Linked DNA regions of Homo sapiens: region 2 is linked to region 1. Evidence: chromatin loops called from intact Hi-C (ENCODE). Cell type or tissue: CD4-positive, alpha-beta T cell. All regions are shown on one strand. Links, peaks and the distances in the headings refer to the core of each region. The heading gives the core; the rest is flanking DNA.

The links. Peaks named below come from ENCODE experiments on the same cell type or tissue, not always from the same donor. Only the 100,000 strongest peaks of a DNase experiment are listed, where the experiment ranks them.
Region 2: a loop joins it to region 1, with 1.9 times the contacts of the local background. A loop is called at or near these places in 15 of 110 quality-filtered maps.

Annotation. Positions count from the first base shown.
Region 1 is chr20:53,851,692-53,863,651 of GRCh38, reverse strand. LOC124904934 (a long non-coding RNA gene) reads right to left here. Exons shown (of 4, transcript XR_007067664.1): 4 at 9,947-11,458. It overlaps LOC124904935 (a long non-coding RNA gene), which reads left to right. Exons shown (of 2, transcript XR_007067665.1): 2 at 1-75. Among named protein-coding and RNA genes, the nearest start is that of BCAS1-AS1, 58 kb to the left of the region's middle. In CD4-positive, alpha-beta T cell, for the core only: no CTCF peak of the experiment used is centred there; no DNase peak of the experiment used is centred there.
Region 2 is chr20:53,735,712-53,747,671 of GRCh38, reverse strand. It overlaps LOC124904933 (a long non-coding RNA gene), which reads right to left and starts at 10,909. Exons shown (of 2, transcript XR_007067660.1): 1 at 8,814-10,909; 2 at 5,872-7,268. RefSeq lists a silencer at 6,808-7,102 and enhancers at 9,377-10,280, 10,281-11,184, 11,185-11,960. In CD4-positive, alpha-beta T cell, for the core only: no CTCF peak of the experiment used is centred there; a DNase peak (open chromatin) is centred at 7,141; H3K4me3 peaks cover 1,062 bases; H3K27ac peaks cover 858 bases.

The DNA of each region.
Region 1 (11,960 bases), core at 3,036-8,035:
CCGGACCACCCCAGGTCATCTAAACCCCAGCTAATTTGCAAATGTTTATGTGAGAATAAATAATTACCATTTTAAGCCACTGAGTCTTGGAGTGATTTTTTGCATTATTGTGGCAACAGCTGAGTAATGTAGGCCTCATAATATTTATAGGTTTTACTCTGGCCATGGCATACTAATACAGATCCTGGGGGAGTCTTGGGGGGAGGGGGGATTAATTTTAAAAAATAATTCAAACTCTTGCATTACTGATTCGACTTTGTTTTGTAAGTCAAGGTGAATCATTGCCTTTCATGTGATAAATGAAATTAGACGCCCATAGTGTTTCAGTACAGCAGCATATGATTAAAGAGCAAGAGAGATATGAGATACTTATTTTTTCATCTAGATAAAACCTTCATTCCACTACTGCTTCATTCAGAAAAAAAAAGTTTCACTTGTTAAAGGGATACTCATTCAGCTCTTTTGTGCTGGACCTTGAAGATACAGTTTTGAGTATTAATAACTAACTCTTCTCTAACGCTTATGATGAGCCAGGCATTGTTCTTAGTGGTTTATCTGCATCAACTCATTTAACCTTCAGAACTTAATGCAATCGTTACTATGACTGCGCCCATTCTCAGATGAGAAAACTGAGAAGCTGAGAGGGGAAATGACTTACTCGAGCTTCCATGACTTATAAGTAACAGAGCCGGGATTCAAATCCAGGCCATCTGACATCGGAGTACATGTTTTTTACCTATCGTGATAAGACATGTAGTTTCTATTGACAGGGAGTTTACAGAGTAAAGAGGACAACAACTTTAAACAAGAAGATCAATCAATCATTAGAAACCATGGGCAGGACCATCATGGAAAAGAGCAGGAAACTATGGTGAAGAGTAACAGGAAGGTTCAGGCGCAGTGGCTCACACATGTAATCCCAGCACTTTGGGAGGCCAAGTCCAGCAAATCACTTGAGGTCAGGAGTTTGAGACCAGCCTGGTCAACATGGTGAAACCCCATCTCTCAAGTACCCAGGGACACAAACACTGCGGAAGGCCGCAGGGTCCTCTGCCTAGGAAAACCAGAGACCTTTGTTCACTTGTTTATCTGCTGACCTTCCCTCCACTATTGTCCTATGACCCTGCCAAATCCCCCTCTGCGAGAAACACCCAAGAATGATCAATAAAAAATAAATAAATAAATAAGTAAAAAAAATAAAAATAAAAATACAGAAATTATCCGGGGCATGGCAGCGAGTGCCTGTAATCCCAGCTACTTGGGAGGCTGAGGCAGGAGAATCACTGGAACCTGGGAGGAAGAGGTTGCAGTGAGCCAAGATCACACCACTGCACTACAACCTGGGTGACAGATTCTGTCTCAAAAAAAAAAAAAAAGAAGAACAGGGAGGACCTGTTGTAGATAGGCGTTCAGAGAAGTCTTTTCTTATTAGGTGATATTGTCTGAAGAATGAATGGGATCAGAAGGAAAACTAGCTAGGAAAGAGAAGAATGTTCCAGGCAGAAGGAATAGCAGGGAGGTAAGTCTTGAGGCAGTCTACAGGTTGGTATGTACTCAGGACTGAAAAATGGTCATTGCTTCAGTGAGGCCGAAGGGGTGAGTATATCTTTTACTTATTGCCATAGGAGGGTAGCTGGTCAGCAAATTTTTTGTAAAGAGCCAAATAGCAAATCCTTTAGGTTTTGTAGGCCACGTAGCCTCTAATGCAATTACTGAACTCAGACAGCGTGACACAAAAGCATCCATGTAGAATAAGCATAGCTGTGTTCCAGTAAAACAGTATATGCAGACACTGAAATGTACCTTTCAGTGTTGCAGTTCCACAAACAGCAAGCATGTGTGTGAGAACACACAGGATGGTCACGGTTAGTGCATTTCCAACAAATCCGGTGGCCTTTCATGAATTTTTTTTTTTTTTTGAGACAAAGTCTCACTTTGTCCCCCATGCTGGAGTGCAGTGGCATGATCTCAGCTCACTGCAACCTCCTTCTGCCGGGTTTGAGCAACTCTCAGCCTCGGCCTCTCAAATAGCTGGGGTTATAAGTGTGTGCCACCACATCCAGCTACTTTTTGTATTTTTAGTAGAGATGGGGTTTCACCATGTTGGCCAGGCTGGTCTCCAACTTCTGGCCTCAGCTGATCTCTCTGCCTCAGCTTCCCAAAGTGCTGGGATTATAGGTGTGAGCCCCTGTGCCCAGCCGCCTCTCATAATGTTTGATGCACCTTGACCTTTAACTCTCAGTGAGTTCTCTGTTGAAACAGAACACAGGTCACACCATTAAGAACAAGACGGAATTTTGAGTAAAAGTAATGAATAAGCGATTGGGTTATCCAATCATCCTATTATTAAAGAGGAGTAAATGATAGAATCACCCAGAAAAATGAAGTAAAGTTCTTGTTGACTTGACATGATGTATTGGCATCGACAAAGATAACATAAAGCACATGCTCCATCTTTACACAGAGGATGGGGACAACAAGACTGGTTAATGAGTGTCATCCTTCAAAGAGCATTAAGATTAATTGCTGCGCAAGAAAACTCGAATTGCCCTGAAATCTTGGAGGTCATGTAAGAAAGAAATGTGATATATGTTTTCTCAAATTTAACACAATAATCCTAAAATTTTACAATACCTGACCAGTAATAAGTGGTGAAGCCAAAAGAAACTTTTCAAAACTGACAATAGTAATTAAAAAAAATTTTTGTTGATCAATCGTGTCAGGCACAGTGGCTCACACCTGCAATCCCAACACTTTGGGAGGATCACTTGAGGCCAGGAGTTCAGGACCAGCACGCGCAATATAACAAGATCTCGTCTCTACCAAAAAAAAAAAATTGAATTAGTCAAGTGTGGTGGCTAATACTTGTGGTCCCAGCTACTCTAGAGGCTGAGGCAGGAGGATCACCCGAGCCCAGGAGTTTGACAATGCAGTTAGCATATGATCACTCCATGGCATTCCAGCCTGGGCGACAGAGTGAGACCCTGTCTCTAAAATTAAATTAAATTATATTAAAAATTCTGATCAGTCATGATGGAGGAAAGACTAAATCCTCCTTCTCATAGTCACTCTCTATAAAATAATAACCCAGTATTGTTAAAAGATAATTAAAGAGTTTGTAGCTAAAACATACAGGACAAAAGTATCATAGCAGGTGCCTGTAATCCCAGCTACTCGGGAGGCTGAGGCAGGAGAATCACTTGAACCCGGGAGGCGGAGTTTACACTGAGCCGAGATCGAGACACTGCACTCCAGCCTGGGCTACAGAGCAAGACTGTGTTTCAAAAAAAAGTCAAGCAGTTGGTTAATTTTTAAAAGATGCTATTTTGGGAGGATTTTATGATATTAGTAATTTTTTTCAGCTTTAAAATTTTTACAATTTGTTGTACTTTCTTCTTTTATTCTAAATAAACGTTAACTTTCCTAACTAATTTTGTGTTCTTTTTCTTTTGGGAAGCCCCCAATTGTATAAGGTTGAAGACCTATAAACAGGAACCACTTCCATTAAAGCACTGACTATATGAGCCAAGCATATTTAGATGCTAGAAATCATTGAACGAAACAGTTGGAGGTGGTTTTAAAATAGGTCCACAAATTCTCTGGCACTCCTGTCTCCAAAAGGCAGAGGTTATTTCCCTTCCCCTTGAGTGTAGGCGGAGTCCAGAGACTTGTTTCTAAGGAACAGAAGGTTGTGGGGGCGACACTGGGTGACATCCAAGACTAATCATAAAAGGCACTGGAGTTTCCTCCTTGCTGTTCCTCTTAGGAACCCAGCTGCTGCGACATGAGAACTCAAGCTTCCCTATGGGAAGGTCTGCATAGTGAGGAACAGAGGCCTCCAGCCAACAGCCACGTGCGTGAGCCTGCTCAGAAGCATGTTATCCAACTCCAGTCAAGCTTTTAGGTGCCTACAGCCCAGAACAACATCTTGACTGCATCTTGACTATTCACAAGAGGCCCTGAGCCAGAACCATCCATCCAAACTGCTGTAGGATTGCTGACCTCAGAAACCGTGAGCTAAGAAATGTCCATTATTTTTCTAGCTGGCCCTTGAGACAATATTTTATTTTAATAAATAGAAAAAAAAAGTTTTTAAATGTCCATATTTTAAGCGAGTACGTTTAGGGAAAATTTGTTACACAGCAAGAGATAATTAATATACTTACAAAAGTTCCAGTTTTATGATTCTTATATTCTGAAGTTTATTAAATAGACAACGAATAAATGGCTTTTGAGAATGGTGAACAGTAAAAACTTTAAGAAATGCACCAAATTATCCTACCACTTGACCCAGCAATCCCACTACTGGGTATCTACCCAGAGGAAAAGAAGTCATGATACCAAAATTAGCCGGGCATGGTGATAGGACACCTGTAATCCCAGCTACTTGGGAGGCTGAGACAGGAGAATCGCTTGAACCTGGGGCGGAGGTTGCAGTGAGCTGAGATTGAGCCACTGCACTCCAGCCTGGGCAACAGAGCAAGACTCTGTCTCAAAGAAAAAAAAGGAAAAGAAGTCATTATACAAAAAAGATACATGCACACACGTTTATAGCAGCTCAATTCGCAACTGCAAAACTGTGGAACCAACCCAAATGCCCATTAATTAATGAGTGGATAAAGAAACTGTGGCATGTATACATATATACACACACATATATACGTGGTATACATATCAATATATATCATATATCCATGTATCATATATATCTATATATCATATATCAATATATATCATATGTATCATATATATCTATATATCATGTATATCAATATATATCTCATATATATGATAGAATACTACTCAGCCATAAAAAGAAATGAATTAATGGCATTTGCAGCAACCTGGATGAGATTGGAGACTATTATTCTAAGTGAAGTAAGTCAGGAATGGAAAACCAAACATTGTATGTTCTCACTCATAAGTGGGAGCTAAGCTATGAGGATGCAAAGGCATAAGAATGACACAATGGACTTTGGAGACTCAGGGAGCGAGGGTGGGAAGCGGGTGAGGGATAAAAGAATACAAACTGGGTTCTGTGTATACTGCTCTGGTGATGGGTGCACCAAAATCTCACAAATCACCACTCGAGAACTTACTCATGTAACCAAACACCACCTGTTACCCAAAAAAAACCTATGGAAATAAAAAAATTAAAAAAAATAAATGTATCAAATTATCTTTACGTATGTATTCATTTATCAAATATTTATTCAGCAGCACCATATGTTTATCTACTTTTAGGCACTGAGCTGGGCTAATTGACAAGAAAGACATAAACCCGCCCCTCATGGAGGGGAGCTATTAGAGAACTATTAGATAATCAATGTCACAAAGTCAGTGAATTAAGTGATCAGAAATTAAAACCCCCAAATCTATGCTCTCAGTCATGTTATAATATTGTCATCCAGTATGGCAGAAAATCAGGTTTTTGCCCTGCGTCTAACACTCACTCCCTGCAGAACACTGGAATCAGGGCTGAGTTTCCCTGTTCCAGTTCAAACAGCCCGATTATGAAAATGCCAATCATTGTAAGTATGAAGTGCTTGTTACAGTCCGGCACAGTGCCAAGCCCTTTATAAGCATTATCTCAGTTCATCCTCACGACAGCTCCCTGTTCCTCGGCCACTTCCACTCTGGAGCCCCTCCCAGGCTCCCTTGCAACTTGGCCTTATGGCACAATTCAGGCCAGTGAAGCCCGAACAGAAGAGACGGCTGGAAAGTTTCTGGGCAGGGGTTTGTTGTCTTGCAAATGATTAGATGTCAGTGGTTCTACTTGTTTCTCTTTTCCCTGCCATAAAAGTGAACTGGGTTAGGCATCCTGTGACCATAAGGAAAGACTAGGTGAACCACAAAGCACTGACATTCTTGAGCTACAGAAGCACATTGCTACCTCTGCATCCTTTAAAGTGAGGAAAAATTGTAACCTCTTTGTTTCAGCCTCTGTTGGCTTTTTGTTATGGTGGTTACTACTTACAGCTGAAAGCCTTCCCAACTTATCTAATGAAATTGAGACAGAGAACTATTAGATAATCAGTGTCACAAAGTCAATGAACTGAGGGATCAGAAATTAAAACCTCCAAATCTACACTCTCAGCCATGGTATAATATTGGTCATTATGGTTTCCACAAGTAAGCAAACACACACACACAAAACTATAGCAAATATAAGCAAATATATTTATCTAGTTTCCTTGATATGATCCAAATAGACTAACAAGGCTTTTTGATATTGCCTCAAACTATGGGATATTAAATTTTCATTCCATTTTTAACAAGTACTTAATTGGACATTTCTGGGAAGTCCTGGGAAGCTAAGAAATTCATTAATATTGATGATGGTGTTGGAAATATGTTAACTATGGATATGTCATTTAGAAGAGCTAATTAAATAGAAATTCTACTTTTTGAGGGTCCTTCCAACAAAGTATTTATGGAGCACCTACAATGTACCTGGTAATTTATTTCTATCATATTACTTAGTCTCTCTACTAGCCGGCAAACTGAGCCATGTGCTCCATTTTAGAGATGGGAAAACTGCAGCTCACAGAGAGGTTAAGTAGCTTGCCCAGATGGTCCAGCTTGTGGTAGAATCAGAATTGAACTCAGTTCAGTTCAGCAGTTCAGAGCCTGGACCACTGCATGTTATAGGGAGAGAGTGGTAAAATGTTCCCATATATGATACAAATATGTGACAGTAGGATAAGCGATATTAGATATGACAACAACTATGACAGTTTATACATGAGTGAATGAAGTTTGGGTAATGCTCTGGTGATGGTTATTGGAGTAAAACAAATATGAAGCAATTCCTGCTCCAGCACCATCTGGCTGTGACCTCAGTTAGGCAAGTTTCATAATCGCCCTGAGCCTCAATTTCTTCCTCTGTAAAATGGGGGCAATACTAATATCAATCTCACAGGGTTGTTCTGAGCATTCAATGGGACAAGGCTGTCCAGCCCTTTAAAAATATTAACAGTTATTCATTTAATATTTTTCCACACTTTGAAACCACCTTTGCAAAAATTACAATGGAGAAAACTGTATCAGTGAACAAGATCTGATCTAACTGACTCCATCTTGCTTTTAACCTCCAAGCTGTCCTTGTTCATTCCTGGGTGGATACCAAACTAACTTTGGGAGGAACTTAGTTGATAGTTTCACTTTGAAAGAAAGACTGTAACAAAAACCCTCTTCCTGACTGGGACTACACTGCCTTTGCAGGACTAACAAATTAGCTACAAAATTAAAAATTATGGTTTAGAAGCTGTGCAGCTGGAGGCTGCGAGGTTCTGAACCTCCCCAAATTGCTTCTGGGGATAACACTGCTATTGTAAAAGCGAAGATCAGTGCTTGAGATATTTTCAGACCCTGTACTCAGTGAATCCGCTAGCACAGCCCTGGATAGACTGGCTCATTTGGTCCTATGGCTCCTACCTAGAAACTGACTCAGTACAAGAGGACCCCCTCGACTCCCTAGGATTTCATCTCCGGCCTGACCAATCAGCACTCCCCGTCTTTCAACCTCCTACCCACCAAATTATCCGTAAAAACCCCGATCCCTGAGTTTTCGGGGAGACTGATTTGAGTAACAACAAAACTCTGGCCTCCTGTACAGCCAGCTCTGCATGAATTAAACTCTTTCTGTATTGAAATTCCCGTTTTGATAAATCAGGTCTGTCTAGGCAATGAGGAAGGAGAACCCATTGGGCAGTTACAACTTCCTCCCTATGTGCAAAGGAATCAGTTTCCTTTGTTTTGATCTGGGTATTCTCCCTTGACAACTACATACACTATCAGTAGTGGAAGAAGAAATACGTAATCATCAAAAGAGCAAATAATCTCTGCAAAAGCCATGTCTGAACTTTGCTAAGAACAATCTGTCAGTTTTTCACACCTGTGGCAAGTACAAAATGAAAAGAGAACAGGCCGGGCGCAGTGGCTCACGCCTGTAATCCCAGCACTTTGGAAGGGCAAGGCGGGCAGATCACCTGAGATCGGGAGTTCGAAACCAGCATGGCCAACATGGCAAAACCCTGTCTCTACTAAAAAATACAAAAATTAGCCAGGCATGGTGGCTCACGCCTGTAATCCCAGGTACTCGGAAGGCTGAGGCAGAAGAATCGCTTGAACCTGGGAGACAGAGGTTGCAGTGAGCTGAGATCATGCCACTGCACTCCAGCCTGGGTGACAGAGTGAGACTCCATCTAAAAAAAAAGAAAGAAAAAAAGAAAGAAAAGAGAGCACAGTGAAATCATCTGAAAAGGAGAACAGAGGGTTTTGCTGTCCTGGCTTGGAGCTTCCTTTTGCTCCCCTCACACTATCCGCTGCAATTTTTTTTCCTTCTTGCTCTCACTGATCTCTCTTCTCTATCTCTTTCTGCAGTTATACCAGCACTTGTTTCTGTCTTTTTTTTTTTCTTTCTCTTTTTTTTTTTTATTGATCATTCTTGGGTGTTTCTCGCAGAGGGGGATTTGGCAGGGTCACAGGACAATAGTGGAGGGAAGGTCAGCAGTTAAGTGACCAAAGGTCTCTGGTTTTCCTAGGCAGAGGACCCTGCGGCCTTCCGCAGTGTTTGTGTCCCTGGGTACTTGAGATTAGGGAGTGGTGATGACTCTTAACGAGCATGCTGCCTTCAAGCATCTGTTTAACAAAGCACATCTTGCACCACCCTTAATCCATTCAACCCTGAGTGGACACAGCACATGTTTCAGAGAGCACAGGGTTGGGGGTAAGGTCACAGATCAACAGAATCCCAAGGCAGAAGAATTTTTCTTAGTACAGAACAAAATGAAAAGTCTCCCATGTCTACCTCTTTCTACACAGACATGGCAACCATCCGATTTCTCAATCTTTTCCCCACCTTTCCCCCCTTTCTATTCCACAAAACCACCATTGTCATCATGGCCCGTTCTCAATGAGCTGTTGAGTACACCTCCCAGATGGGGTGGTGGCCGGGCAGAGGGGCTCCTCACTTCCCAGTAGGGGCGGCCGGGCAGAGGCGCCCCTCACCTCCCGGACAGGGCGGCTGGCCGGGCGGGGGGCTGACCCCCACCTCCCTCCCAGACGGGGTGGCTGCCGGGTGGAGACGCTCCTCACTTCCCAGACGGAGTGGCTGCCGGGCGGAGGGGCTCCTCACTTCCCAGACGGAGTGGCTGCCGGGCGGAGGGTCTCCTCACTTCTCAGACGAGGCGGCCGGGCAGAGACGCTCCTCACATCCCAGACGGGGCGGCAGGGCAGAGGCGCTCCCCACATCTCAGACGATGGGCGGCCTGGCAGAGACACTCCTCACTTCCTAGATGGGATGGCGGCCGGGCAGAGACGCTCCTCACTTTCCAGACTGGGCAGCCAGGCAGAGGCTCCTCACATCCCAGACGATGGGCGGCCAGGCAGAGACGCTCCTCACTTCCCAGACGGGGTGGCCGCCGGGCAGAGGCTGCAATCTCCGCACTTTGCGGGGCCAAGGCAGGCGGCTGGGAGGTGGAGGTTGTAGCCGAGATCACGCCACTGCACTCCAGCCTGGGCACCATTGAGCACTGAGTGAACGCGACTCCGTCTGCCATCCCGGCACCTCGGGAGGCCGAGGCTGGCGGATCACTCGCGGTTAGGAGCTGGAGACCAGCCCGGCCAACACAGCGAAACCCCGTCTCCACCAAAAAAATACGAAAACCAGGCAGTCGTGGCGGCGCGCGCCTGCAATCGCAGGCACTCGGCAGGCTGAGGCAGGAGAATCAGGCAGGGAGGTTGCAGTGAGCCGAGATGGCAGCAGTACAGTCCAGCTTTGGCTCGGCATCAGGGGGAGACCGTGGAAAGAGAGGGAGGGGGAGACCGTGGAAAGAGAGGGAGAGGGAGACCGTGGGGAGAGGGAGACCGTGGGGAGAGGGAGAGGGAGAGGAGGAGCCTTTCCAATTTTCTTTCTTTCTTTCCTTCCTTCCTTCCTTCCTTCCTTCCTTCCTTCCTTCCTTCCTTCCTTCCTTCCTTCCTTCCTCCCTCCCTCCCTCCCTCCTCCCTTCCCCTCCCTCCCTCCTCCCTTCCCCTCCCCTCCCCTCCCCTCCCCTCTTGTTTCTGTCTTAATAGATCCCTGACCTCTCCCATGAAAAGTGGTTTCCTGGTTTAGAAGAGAAAGATCAAGCACAACTGAGAATTTTCCATTTTCAAAAAAAAGGCCTTGTGGTAGGCAGAATTCTAGCCCAGCCCCATGGTCCCCACCCTATCCCCATGTCCCTGTAGTGTAGGCCCTTGAGTGTGGGCTGGACCTAGTGACTTCCTAACAAATAGAATAGAGCAAAGGGGATGGGATGTCATTTCCACGATTGGGTTGCAAAAGATTGTGACTTTCGTCTTGCTAGCAGACTCTCTCTGTGGCCTTCTCAGCTTGCACACTTCGATGAAGTAAGTTGCCATCTGGAATGCCCCAGGTGGCAAGGAATGGAGGGTGGCCTCTGACCAATAGTGAGAAAAGATCTCAGGTCCTCAATCTAACAGCCCTCAGGGAACTGAATCCTCCCAATAACCGCCTGAGCCTGGACACAGCTTCTTCCCATGTAGAGTCTTTACATGAAATCCCAGCATAGGCTGACATCTTGAATGCCGATTTGTCTGAGACCCTGAAGCAAGGGCTGATTCTGACAAACAGAAACTATGAGACAATAAATATGTCTTATTATAAGATGCTAAATGTTTAGATAACTTGTGACACAGCAAATACAAACCCAGATAGTCAATCAATAATGAATAGAGAGGAAGAAAGGAAAGAGCTGGATCAGGAGGTGGCATCTCTGGATTCCAGCCACACTTTGCACCTTCTATTCAGATGATCTTAGGAAAAGCACTTCCTTTCTCTGTCTTGCTGTCTCCTTCTGACAAATGACAGGGTTGAATTAGAAATTGTAAAAATTGCCGGGCGTGGTGGCTTACATCTGTAATCCCAGTACTTTGGGAGGCCGAGGTGGACGGATCACTTGCGGCCAGGAGTTCGAGACCAGCCTGGCCAACATGGCGAAACCTCATCTCTACTAAAAATACAAAAAATTAGCTGGGTGTGGTGGTGTGCGCCTGTAGTCCCAGCTACTCGGGAGGCTGAGGCAGGAGAATCGCTTGAACCCAGGAGGCAGAGATTGCAGTGAGCCGAGATTGCACCACGGCACTCCAGCCTGGCGACAGAGCGAGATTCCATCTCAAAAAAAAAAAAGAAATTGTAAAAATTTTGTAGCTTTTCTCTTTAAATATCTAGTGGCATTCAACTGTGGGCTCACATTTCATCTTGATAACAGCCTGTTAGAACTAGGTAGAAGCTGTCCTCATAAAATAGGGCATGGAATTTTCAGTTCACCTCAGTCCTCACCTGACCCTGTTTACTCATGTACATTACCTGCCAGGCATGGCATTGGAGACAGTGATTCCTGTGGCAGGGGATCCTCTGCATTCGTTTGGTTCCTTTGAGGTGCAGACTATCAGACTGCAAAGTGGAAAAAGCATGCCTCACATTTCCTGGAAGAAACAGCTGGAGGGAGAAGGGGAAGGAGATTTCCCACAATGCTGCCCTAACCCCCGCAGAGGAAGAAGGGGAAAAAGGACGGGTTGGTAGGGAAAGTCTGAGAGGGTGGTGCAGTTCTGAGAAAGTTTTGAAAAAGCCAAAGTTATGTATCAGAGGAGTCTCATGTCCCCCAGGAACAAGCCTGCCTTAGTATCCCTGTCGCATGCAGTCGTGGGCAAGGAGCAGCCCACGGGAAATGTAACCTTGGCACAAATATGATAATAGCTTTCAGATCACAGCATCGCAGGGCCCTCGGTCAATTACAGTCCCTGCTGCAGGAAATACAAGAGGCACATGTTTCTGTCTTCCATGTCTCCTAAAGTTCCTTCTAGCCTAAAAATCCTACCTAAATATGGATTACCCACAGGGCAAATATGACCCCTAGTTGTATTTTGGTTGGCTTATGGTGTTTGAAAACATTAGC
Region 2 (11,960 bases), core at 4,158-9,157, 120 kb after region 1:
GGGAGGCTGAGGCAGGAGAATCTCTTGAACCTGGTAGGGGGAGATTGCAGTGAGCCAAGATCACTCCATTGCACTCCAGCCTGGGTAACAAGAGCGAAACTCTTGTTTCAAAAAAAAAAAAAGAAAAAAACAAAAAGAGTAGCAGAATTTGGACTGACATTTGATTGAATGATTGATTGAGTTTTTGAGACGGAATCTTACTCTGTCACCCAGGCTGGAGTGCAATGGTGTGGTCTCGGCTCACTGCAACCTCCGCCTCCTGGGTTCAAGCCATTCTCCTGTCTCAGCCTCCCAAGTAGCTGGGATTACAGGTGCCCGCCACCAAGCCTGGCTAATTTTTGTAATTTTAGTGGAGAAGAGGTTTCACTATGTTGGCCAGGCTGGTCTCGAAATGCTGACCTCGTGATCCACCCACCTCGGCCTCCCAAAGTGCTAGGATTACAGGCGTGAGCCACCGCGCCCAGCCAAGATTTGATTTTATGATAAACTGTAGCTAGGTTGTGGGGGAATCACTAACACTTACCTCCACCAAAAATAACCTAAGAATTGCTCCATGCCAATGGCTTAGATCACAGGAATTGACATGCTTCTCAGGAATCCTCACCTATGTCTTCCTTGACTAGGAGAATCCCTACTGGTTCAGCCTTTAGTCAGCAATATATTCAGAGGAGATGAGTCCAGGAGATGAACCATGATTGGTCTAAGCCAAGAGTCAGCAAACTGCAACTGCAAGGAATCTGGCCCACCATCTGTTTTTATAAATAAAGTTTTTGGCCGGGTGCGGTGGCTCACGCCTGTAATTCCAGCACTTTGGGAGGCCAAGTCGGGCGGATCACGAGGTTAGGAGATCGAGACCATCCTGGCTAACAAGATGAAACCCCGTCTGTACTAAAAATACAAAAAAATTAGCCAGACATGCTGGCGGGCGCCTGTAGTCCCAGCTACTCGGGAGGCTGAGGCAGGAGAATGGAGTCAACCTGGGAGGCGGAGCTTGCAGTGAGCTGTGATTGCGCCACTGCACTGCAGCCTGGGCCACAGAGCGAGACTCCGTCTCAACAAAAAATAAAAAATACATAAAGTTTTATTAGAACACAGCCACATCCATCCATTTACATGTTTCTGCCTGCTGCAATAGCAGAATTGAGTACTTGTAACAAAGATTTCAGGGCCTACAAAACTGAAAATATTAACTATTTGGCCCTTTATAGAGAAAGTTTGTCAACTTCTGGTATAGAATGATGCTAATCAAAGTGTGTTCTATAAAACAGAAGCATTGGCATCCCCCAAAAGCTAGTTAAAAATGCAGATCCTCGTGTCCCACCCAGACCCACATGGAATCGGAATAAGTAAATATAAGCATGAACATGTAGATTCTAGAAATTAATCCTCTTAAATCAGTACAGCATGCTCCTGTTTTTTGTTTTTTTCAAACAAAATTTCTCACATATTTATTACTGAACCCAGCCTGCTAGCTCAGAGCATACAAACAGAAAAAATACATTCCCAATAAAACATGTCCGATGGTTCAAATAGTGGTGACATTTTCAGCTTGATATGGTAAGATCATCATGACCTTGATACAGCATAAATATATGCTATCTCGTGTGCAATTCCTTATAGACCCAATGTCTATAAGGTTCTTCTCCAATGTCACCTTTCAGAGTTGTACCTGATTTTTTTTTTTTTGAAGCAGAGTCTCACTCTTGTAGCCCAGGCCAGAGTGCAATGGCGCGATCTCGGCTCACTGCAACATCCACCCTCTGGGTTCAAGTGATTCTCCTGCCTCAGCCTCCCGAGTAGCTGGGATTACAGGAGCATGCCACCATACCTGGCTAATTTTTTTGTTTGTTTGTTTGTTTGTTTGTTTGTTTTTGAGATGGAGTCTCACTCTGTTGCCAGGCTGGAGTGCAGTGGCGTAATCCCGGCTTACCACAACCTCCGCCTCCCGGGTTCAAGCTATTCTCCTGCCTCAGCCTCCTGAGTAGCTGAGATTACAGGCACGTGCCACCACACCCGGCTAATTTTTGTATTTTTAGTAGAGATGGGGTTTCACCATGTTGGCCAGGATGGTCTCAATCTCTTGACCTTGTGATCCACCCGACTTGGTCTCCCAAAGTGCTGGGATTACAGGTGTGAGCCATCATGCCTGGCCATTTTTTTGTATTTTTAGTAGAGATGAGGGTTCACCATGTTGGCCAGGCTGGTCTTGAACTCCTGACCTCAGATTACAGACGTGAGCCACCATGCCTGACCTGTACCTGATTTTATTACCAGTTTTCATCTGAATCCACTGGGGATTGGAACGATTTCGCTTTTGTTCCTTTTTTTTTTTTTTGAGACGGAGTCTTGCTCTGTAGCCCAGGCTGGAGTGCAGTGGCGCAATCTCGACTCACTGCAACCTCCACCTCCCGGGTCCCGGTTCAAGCAACTATCCTGCCTTAGCCTCCAAGTAGCTGGGATTACAGGCATGCACCACCATGCCCAGCTAATTTTTGTATTTTTAGTAGAGACAGGGTTTCACCATATTGGCCAGGCTGGTCTTGAACTCCTGACCCCATGATCCACCCACCTCAGTCTCCCAAAGTGTTGGGATTACAGGCGTGAGCCACTGCGCCCAGCCTGCTTTTGTTTCTTGGCAGGAATCGCTTAATCCTGAAAGTCTTGTGAGAAGACATGGCAAGAAGCAGAGTCAAGCGCACACCACGATGGCGGAGAAAGGAAGATAGAGGGGGCATGCTTCTGTTTTAAGACTACTATTCCACAATATTCCATTGGGTTGTTTGCAGATTAAATAAGGTAATACAACTAAGCAGTTAGCACAATACACAGCATGTACTCAGTGACTGGTAACTTACTGTTTCCAATCACAAATGAATGAGGAACACCTTGCTCCCCTGTCTGACAAAGGGAAAGAGAAAGAAAGATGTTAGGAAATCAGAGCCACATTTCATAGACCTGAGGACAAACCCTCAGGTAACCTTGGCACTTAGAAAGCAGCACCTAACGCATGCCTGTAGTCCCAGGTACTCAGGGAAGCTGAGAATCACTTGAACCCGGGAGGTAGAGTTTGCCGTGAGCTGAGATCGCGCCACTGCACTCCAGCCTGGGCGACAGAGCAAGACTGTCTCAAAAATAACAATAATAGAAAGTTTAAAAATAAAAAAAGAAAGCAGCACCTAAGACCCTCAAGCTTGGACAAGGGTTAAGTGACTCCTGAATTGGGAAAAGTCATAAAGAATCAACATATTTTCTCAACATACCACGATGTCTCCCACTTCAAGAAATGTGGCTCCAGCATGGGCAACATGGCAAAAACTCATCTCTACAAAAAAATACAAAAAGTAGTGGGGAATGGTGGCACGTGCCTGTAGTCCCAGCTACTTGGGAGGCTGAGGTGGGAGGATCACCTGAGCCTGGGAGATTGAGGATGCAGTGAGCCATGATCGCGCCACTGTATTCCCACCTGGGTGACAGAGAGAGATCCTGTCTCAAAAAAAGGAAGGAAGAAAGGCAGGCAGGCAGGCGGGAAGGGGGAGGGAGAGAGAGAGGGAGGGAGAGAGGGAGGGAGGGAAGGGAGGGAGGGAGGGAGGGAGGGAGGCTTTGCTGTTTCCTCTGCCTGGAACTCTCTTCAGGGGTCTAGATCTTCACCTCGTGGCTTGCGTTCATCATTCAAGCCTCTTCCTTAGCCTCTGCGGCCCCTATTGCTGCACCCAACTTTGATCACTTTCTGTCTCTTCTATCCCGTGTCGTTTCCTTCCTAGCATTCCTCCTCTTCACCTGAAAATATCCTGTTCATTGACTACAACTGAGTTACTATCTGTCTTGTTCACTCCCGGATTCCCAGAACACAGGGCAGTGCCTGGCACCTGGTATGCTCTGAAGTAGGTAAGAATTTGCCTGAATGAAAAGACGAACAATCGAACACAGGCCTCCTCTTAGAGGAAAAAAAAAGTATGGGATTTGAGGTCATTCAGCCATGTATTAGATGAGGCACCTGGTGTACCTGGGCCTCGTTCTTATCTAGAAAATGAAAATGACATCTGCCTTATAGAGTTATCAGGAAGGCTTGGCATAGAATATTCAGAACTCAGAGCAAGGGGCCTGGAATTTTGGAAACACAGAAGATATTATTTATTTTTATTTTTATATTTTATATTTTATTTTTTATTTTCGAGACAGAGTCTCACTCTTGTCGCCCAGGCTGGAGTGCAATGGCACGATCTTGGCTCACTGCAACCTCCACCACCTGGGTTCAAGCGATTCTCCCGCCTCAACCTCCCAAGTAGCTGGGATCACAGGCATGTGCCACCCCATGCCCAGCTAATTTTTATATTTTAGTAGAGACAGGTTTTGCCATGTTGGCCAGGCTGGTCTCAAACTCCTGACCTCAAGTGATCTGCCTGCCCCGGCCTCCCAAAGTGCTGGGATAATAGGTGTGAGCCACCATGCCCGGCCTTAAATTTTCTTTTTATAAATAGAGAAGGAGTCTCACTCTATTGACCAGGCTGGTCTCGAACTCCTGGCCTCAAGAAATCCTCCCATCTCAGCCGCCAAAGTGCTAGGATTACAGGCGTGAGCCAGTGTGCCCAGACAGAAGATACTATTATTAATCTTGTTCACTAACATTTTTAAAACCTGGATATGTTATGTGGCTACATTCATCGATCCTGGAAACCCATGAAAAATTAAGCCATATTAGAACACTGAAAACAGCAATTTAGCTCACATGGCAACACGAATCAATTTCCAAGAGCCAATCCCCAGTTTACCTATCTGTAAATATCACATTCAAACATGGAAGCTTCTTACTTTAACAATGTATTCTACTTGCAATTTTGCCAATAACATATATGTGAGGTGGGGTGATGTGCATGTCTGTAGTCCCAGCTACTCCAGAGGCTGAGGCAGGAGGATCACTTAAGCCCAGGAGGTCGAGGCTGTAGTGAGCCATGATTTTGCCACTGCACTCCAGCCTGGGCAACAGAGTGAGACCCTGTGTCAATAAATAAATAAATAAGTGCAAAATGCTTATCGGAATAAATAAATAAATAAAATAATATATATGAAAAATAATGTTTGTCTTCTGGAAAACCATTTTTTTCATTATTTTGGAAATTTCCCTAGCATATACTTTTGGTTTTTAGATAAGCATTTATATGTAGTTTCAATAAAGCTGATGAGGCAGAAAAGGTTTTTCCTTTGTTGTAAATTCAGGATATAAACATTTTCAAGTTTTGGCGGAAAAAAAGGAGAAAGGGGGAACACAAATTTTAAAAACTTTGTTTTGTTTTTAATTTTCCTGGACCCCTAATAGATTCAGTTATCTAATAACTATTATTACTTTTGACATTTTAGTTTTGTTTTTCCTGGTCAGCATCACATTTTTAAAATGAGGCATTTTTCTAGCCAGGCGTGGTGGCTCACACCTGTAATCCCAGCACTGTGGGAGGCCGCGGCTGGTGGATCACTTGAGGTCAGGAGTTCGAGACCAGCCTGGCCAACATGGAGAAACCCCATCTCTACCAAAAAGACAAAAATTAGCCGGGCGTGGTGGTACAGGCCTGTAGTCCCAGCTACTTGGGAGGCTGAGGCACAAGAATGGCTTGAACCTGGGAGGTGGAGATGCAGTGAGCTAAGATCACACCACTGCACTCCGGCCTGGGCTACAGAGGGAGACATCACCTCAAAAAAAAAAAAAAAAAAGGTATTTTTGGAGCAGGACATATGTGAGATTAAGAGCACGGGCTAGGATAATCTAGATCAAAAATCTGTAAAGGTTTTTGTAAAGAGTAAATTTTTGGGTTTCATGGGTCATACAGTGTCTGCTATTACAGCTGAAAAACAGCCACAGGCCATATATAAGCAAATAAGTCTAGGTTCCAATAAAACTTTATTTACAAAAACACATACTGAGCAGAATTTGGCCCTCAGGCGGTCATTGCTAACCCCTGATCTAGAATTATATTCTATCTCCATTTTCTAGCTGGGTGATCTGAGCCTCCACTCATCTATAAAACGGAGATAATAATTATACTACCTCATTAGATTCAGAGGGTGAAATGGATCTGTGTATAAAATACTTATTCCATGTAGGAGTTCAATAAACATTACCTGTTATTATCGTTTTCCTTTTTTTTACAGTAGGAAAATGAAGCAATCTGCCCAAGTCATGAAATTAGGAGGTGTCACACTCTACTGCACAGCCTCCAGAGGAGGTTTCCATTGCCCGATTTAATTTGATCTTAGCTTAGCTTTTGACTAAAAATGCCTTTTCCCTCTTTCCTAAGCAATTCCTTTCAAGGCAAAGTCATCAGAAAGAAAGAAGAAAAGAAAAAAAGAAAGAGAGAGAAAGAAAAAGAAAGAAAGAAGAAAGAAAAAGAAAGAAAGAAAGAAAGAAAGAAAGAAAGAAAGAAAGAAAGAAAGAAAAAGAAAGAGGGAGAGAGAAAAGGACAACGACAGAGATCTGTAAATGACCACAATTGATTAAACTCTTCGGGGAGAGAGATAATAACTCTGCCCTGCAAGTGTTTCTTCTGCCCAATCTCATCCCCTTTTTGGAGAAAGAAATTGTCCCCCAAGATTGTCCCATTTTGTCCTAAGGCTGGGGCTGGCCTGGAGAGAGCCTCTGAAGGCTTATCATGAAGCTACTTCCTTTAGGATACGGCACCATGATCACTGTGGCAAAACCCACCTTTATTTTCTCCATTAGGTAACATCACAGAGAAAAAAAAAGATCTCATGGGATTTTGCCTTTTTTTTCTTTTGGACATTTTTATTGTGTCTGGGTTTTCCACTCAAGTTTTTAGGATTTCTGGCATCAGACACTTGCCTTTGTCTCCCATTTCTTTGTGGTGATTGCCAAATGCCCACATACTATTTACACCTCCCATTCTCTCTAGGGTTTCTAATGCCTCTCTTTCTTATGACTAGCATTTCTTCCTAAACCTTTGCCTCTTTTTTCCTAAGCAGCAGGAGAGCTCCCAGAGTCTCAAGATAAACAGTAAACAAGATTGTGCATTTCAATGACAAATACAACAGGCAACCTATTTTTTCATCCCCACGTCATTTTTAACTTGGGGATGGTTACTTCTTCGGTTTTCCTTCTCTGAACATTGTCAGGCCCTGTTCCTCTTTCGTTTTGGTCTTGTTGCAATCTCTTCGTGAATTAATGTTTCAGTGAGTGTACTTGTGACAAGGCATATGGAGCGGGCCTCCTCTTTAACTCAAATTTCCTTCTTCCCAGGCACAACAGAAATTTGCTGTACACACTGCAAGACAAAGAACAAAAAGACCTCACTCGCTGAGCGAAAAGATCCAGTCGTATACATGATTTCACCGGGTTTCCAACTGTATAATGAAATCGAACTCCTCCCTCGGGAGGGGGTTCCCTCCCCCACCTACTGCACACACAAAATTCTACCCACTTCTTTCCAAGGACACACTTTGTTCTAAATCCCCAGTGGCTTTACTCCTGCACACAAAAAAAGAGCAGAAGTCTGCACCTAAGTTGTAAGCGTGAGCTGCGATCTTTCTCTGAGCCCAAGATGAAAGGAGTAGATGGAAAGGAATTACTCAGTGTGAAGTATGCATTTGTAATAAGCAGGCATGGGATGCTATGTAGTGATCTTGACATGGCTGATAGGGGATGAGGAGGTGAGGATGGGATAGACTTTTTCTTTTCATTTTCATGAATCTCTTACTCTCAAGCTGAAGGAGAGACTAAAAACCACAGGAAAGGGCACGAGTTTATTATCACAGATTTTTAATGGGTTAATAATGTTCTGCTTAAAACCCTCGTTTTAAAAAAAAAGTTAATTCGATCCATTTTTCTTTGGATTACAGCAACTTTAGGACAGGTGTGGTGTAATAGGAGTCGCTTTCAGAAAGGAGTGAGTGTGTTTGAGCAGAGAATCACTGGGTACACACCAGACTACTTATTGTAGCACTGTTTGTAGAAGCAAACACTGAAAGCCACCAAAAAGTCTGTGAAAAAGGGCAAGTGAAATACATTAAGGAATACCATTTAAAGAAATACTATGCCACCACTTAAAACATCAAGTTTTTCTAACACAGAGTGCTGTCCAAGAGATTTAAGTGGAAAATGCAAGCTGAAAGATACTTGTGTAAAGACAAAGAAAGGTGTGAGCGTTCGATATGCATATATGCTGATCTATGCGTGGACTATTTCTGGCATGAGACACTACAAACTGCTAATAGTCATTGTCTGCGGGGGAGGAGGGAGACCCACCCTTCCCCACAAGCCCTATAATTTGAATTTTCCCCAGGAGCATGTATGACATGGTTCCCCAAAATTTATAGCTCACTAGAAAAATACCTACATTGGAAATTGTCCATGATCGATACTCAAAGTGAAAAAAGCAAGTTGTATAACAGTGTCTATAAATATGATACCAGTGGTGTATTTAAAACAAAGCATGTGTATTTGTATATGTGCATTTTATGGAAAACGTCTGGAAAATATGTTTCACACTGTTAAAAAGTAGTTATTAGCTATCTCTGGTGAGATCATGAGCTGCGTGGGAGTGAGCAAAAGGAATGAGGAACTTCAACTCCTTTACCTTAATTTTATACTGTTTGAACGTTTTAAAGAGATTAGGTATGACTTCTATTTTAATTTTTAAAAACTAAACTGAGAAAATTATGTAAAGAAATGGTCACAGGAAATGGTCAAATACTGGCCCACGATACATGAGAAATGCGTGCCCTGTCTTTCCAGAGAAATCGAGCTCCCAAAAACGTTTGCGGTAAATCCCTGCTTTTTGGCTCCTCAATAATGGGATATTATACTGTACCTTATTGAGTACATTGGAGTTTTTTTCCCTTCCCTTAAATGCTATTTGCTGAAACTGCTCAAAAAGACTTTCCGAGGTGGCCCCGTTGGTGTCTTTGTTCCAGCCCGCCCGCCCCGAAAGGCAGGAGTCTCTCTGCCTTCAAGGAGCTGGAAACGCAGTCACAGCTCTCTCACTACAGAGGCCGGGCTTGTGGCAAACCAGGAGTCGTATTTGTGTTTACTTTCCTGCCTTGCGCAGTTGAGCTGCACTTGAGTGACTCCCATTAACAAGCATGAAGTTACTTAATGGCCTTGCCTGTCTGCTGTTTTCTGTTACGCTGCCATCCTGTGAACGGCCTTCTGTGTAAGTCACATTTGACAGTCTGCGTCTCAAATATGCTCTGAGAGTTGGAAAAGCCTCTCAGACAGCGTTTTCAAATGGGATCCCATGGAAATAGCCTCTTGCTTCTCAATTAGCTCGAAGAAGGCCCCCCACCCCCGTTACGTTTTCTTCTGCCTTAGGCATGTGTGAAAATGATGCGGGAAAAAGAGACACTTCGGAGATCATTTTCAAAGTCCTTATGTGAATCCTAGTTTCTAGGTGCTTACACTGCAATTCACCTACTGAAATAAACATATTTGGCAAATAGACATGATCTGCTTTCTGGGATTGATAGCAAACACTGAAGATCAAATAACAGCCCTAATCATTTCTGCATGTGCAGTTTTCAGGCGGTTCCCAGTCCTGTGACCGGGAACAAAGTTTACAGTTTATCAAACTTGCAGTAGTTCTGGGCTTTGCTCTCTTCTGGGCAGCGTTCTCTTGCTCCCGCGATGTTCTGTTTGAAGTCCTCTGCCCACTCCCCAAATTTTAACATGTAATTTATGACCTTATTATTTTATTCAGGAGGGAAGGATCAAGTGTGGAAGCCAAAATTATCCAAATAAGGATGGTGCTGGAACAACCTATGATCTGAAACTGGGGGGTGGGGGGCACGCCCCGTCTACCTCTGAGGCAGCTGGAATGTCTGCTAATTTTGATCACTTGAAAATATAATGGCTGCGTCTGCAGGTATTTCGGAGAGATCATTTAGATTCCTTTAAATGTAGGTGAAATGTTACAATAGAACAGGAATGGACTGTCTCTTGAGATGAAAAAGGGAACCACTGGCTATTGTCTGACCTCCCCAGTGCCTGATTGACTAGTAGAAATCACATCTCCATGGGAACAGATAAATGTCTGCTTTTCATGGCGTGAAATAACCAACTTAGCCCGCAAAGCCTCACCAACCTAGCACTTTATCTGGGCGGCTGTAAGCAGCCTCTCCCTTTTCATGTTCAGCCAAATTATCTGCCAGAATTTCTTTTCAAGTCTAGGGGAAGGGAAAAAAAAAAGGGAGTTTCCTCCCTCCATCCCCCCTCTGTATGGAGTTAATTACTGTATTTTCATCTGGGAGGGTGAAAAAATACACACGGAGCTGAAATAGCACATGAAACAACGGCTGACATGGGCTATCTGCCTGTTGTTGATTAGCTTTTGGTGATTTTTGTAAAAAGTATTGAGGTCTGCTGCTGTATTTGAGAAATGTCAGGAGGGTCAGGATGCAGCCTGAGAGGCAGGTCCTGGGGATGGTTGTTTTTTGTTTGTTTGTTTGTTTACTGTTGTGCCAGCATTTGGCTGTGTGACCTTAGAAAAGTGGACGCCAGCTCTGTTTTGTGATCTGAGAAAGGAAGGTAAGGGGAAGGATATTGTGATCCGAGAAAGGAAGGTAAGGGGAAGGATAAAAAAACAAATGCCGGAGAGTATCAGGTATCTGCCTCCCCTCCCCCTAGAAGCCCCAACATCTGCCATTTTAACTTTCTGATCACTGATCCAATGCTCTCTGCCAGCAAAATTAGAGAACAGCTCTCAGGAGAGCAGGGGCTTTCTCCGGTGGTTTCAGACACTTCAGCTTCTGTTCCTGGTTAAAAATACCACCGGAAGCAGCATTTTCTGATGATATTACAACACTTCCAGTCCAGCTTCTGAATCAGAGGAAAAAAAGAAATGAAAGGGGAAAAAAATAAAAAGAAAAGAATGCAGGTGAAATATACAGAGATATTTATCCATCCACCTATTTTTCAACACACGAAGTTGAGCTCTTAGGAGGAAAATGTCTTAGCCTGTTTGGTTCTAAAACTGGGCACAAGAATGTGTGCGGGTTCTTTATTTTATTGGAATCCATTTGCCCGTTCCTATTATTCCCTGCTTTGTCCTTGGAGCTATTTGCTCCTTTGTCTTTCTCCTCTTCCTCAGCACCTCCACCCACCCACCCACCCAACAAGTCTGAGCAGGAAAAGTGTAAAGCCCAGTGAACTGCAAACCTACTAGGCATTTTTCAAAAGAGTCCAGGTTAAAGATACCTGCAGGGAATTTGTCCATGAAGCAATCAAGTCTCAACTCCAGCTCTTCCGTGGACGTGATTCCTAAATATCAAAACCCCAGCGGTCTTTATCTGGACCAGCTGCTTCTGATGTCGGGAAGGAATGTGGCACATCAAGTGTGTGAACACTGCCTCTATTGTATCCAAACAGGCTGATTGAAGCCTGGATAATTGGCATGTAACCTTCTCTATTAATAGTGCAGACAGATATGTGAATTAGCTGAATCCCTTCAACATATGCCATGCATTAGCTAAAGGGGCTTACAATTCTCTTAACATCTCAGCTATTACACCAATAATTAGGCTTTAGAACTTGATAACTTTGGGGGAAAATCAATAAATAATGGGGAAGTTGAGCACTACCTCTGAATAAGAAGTGACTGTAATATTATCGTTCAGTCCAGCACTGAGAGTGGTCATCATTGATTATTTGGGAGCTTGAAGGTTTGGGGCTTTTGGAGAGAGACAGAGAGAGAGAGAGAGAGAGACACAGAGAGAGAGAATGTGTGTGTGTGTTGCTGAAGCTAAGTTTCTGGAGGAGATTATTAAATTTCAGGAGTCTTTGTTTGCCTTCTAGAGCCATGGAGGTATATAAATAGCAGAGTAATACACTTATGTCCTGTTTGACTATCTTGTAAAGGAACCTGCCCTGCCGTGGTTTGAAATACTGGAGAGGCTATTTAGAGCTGTGCATTGCTAAATACCTGGTTAGTCTCACATCAATTCCTAAGGCTAAAGGAAATACC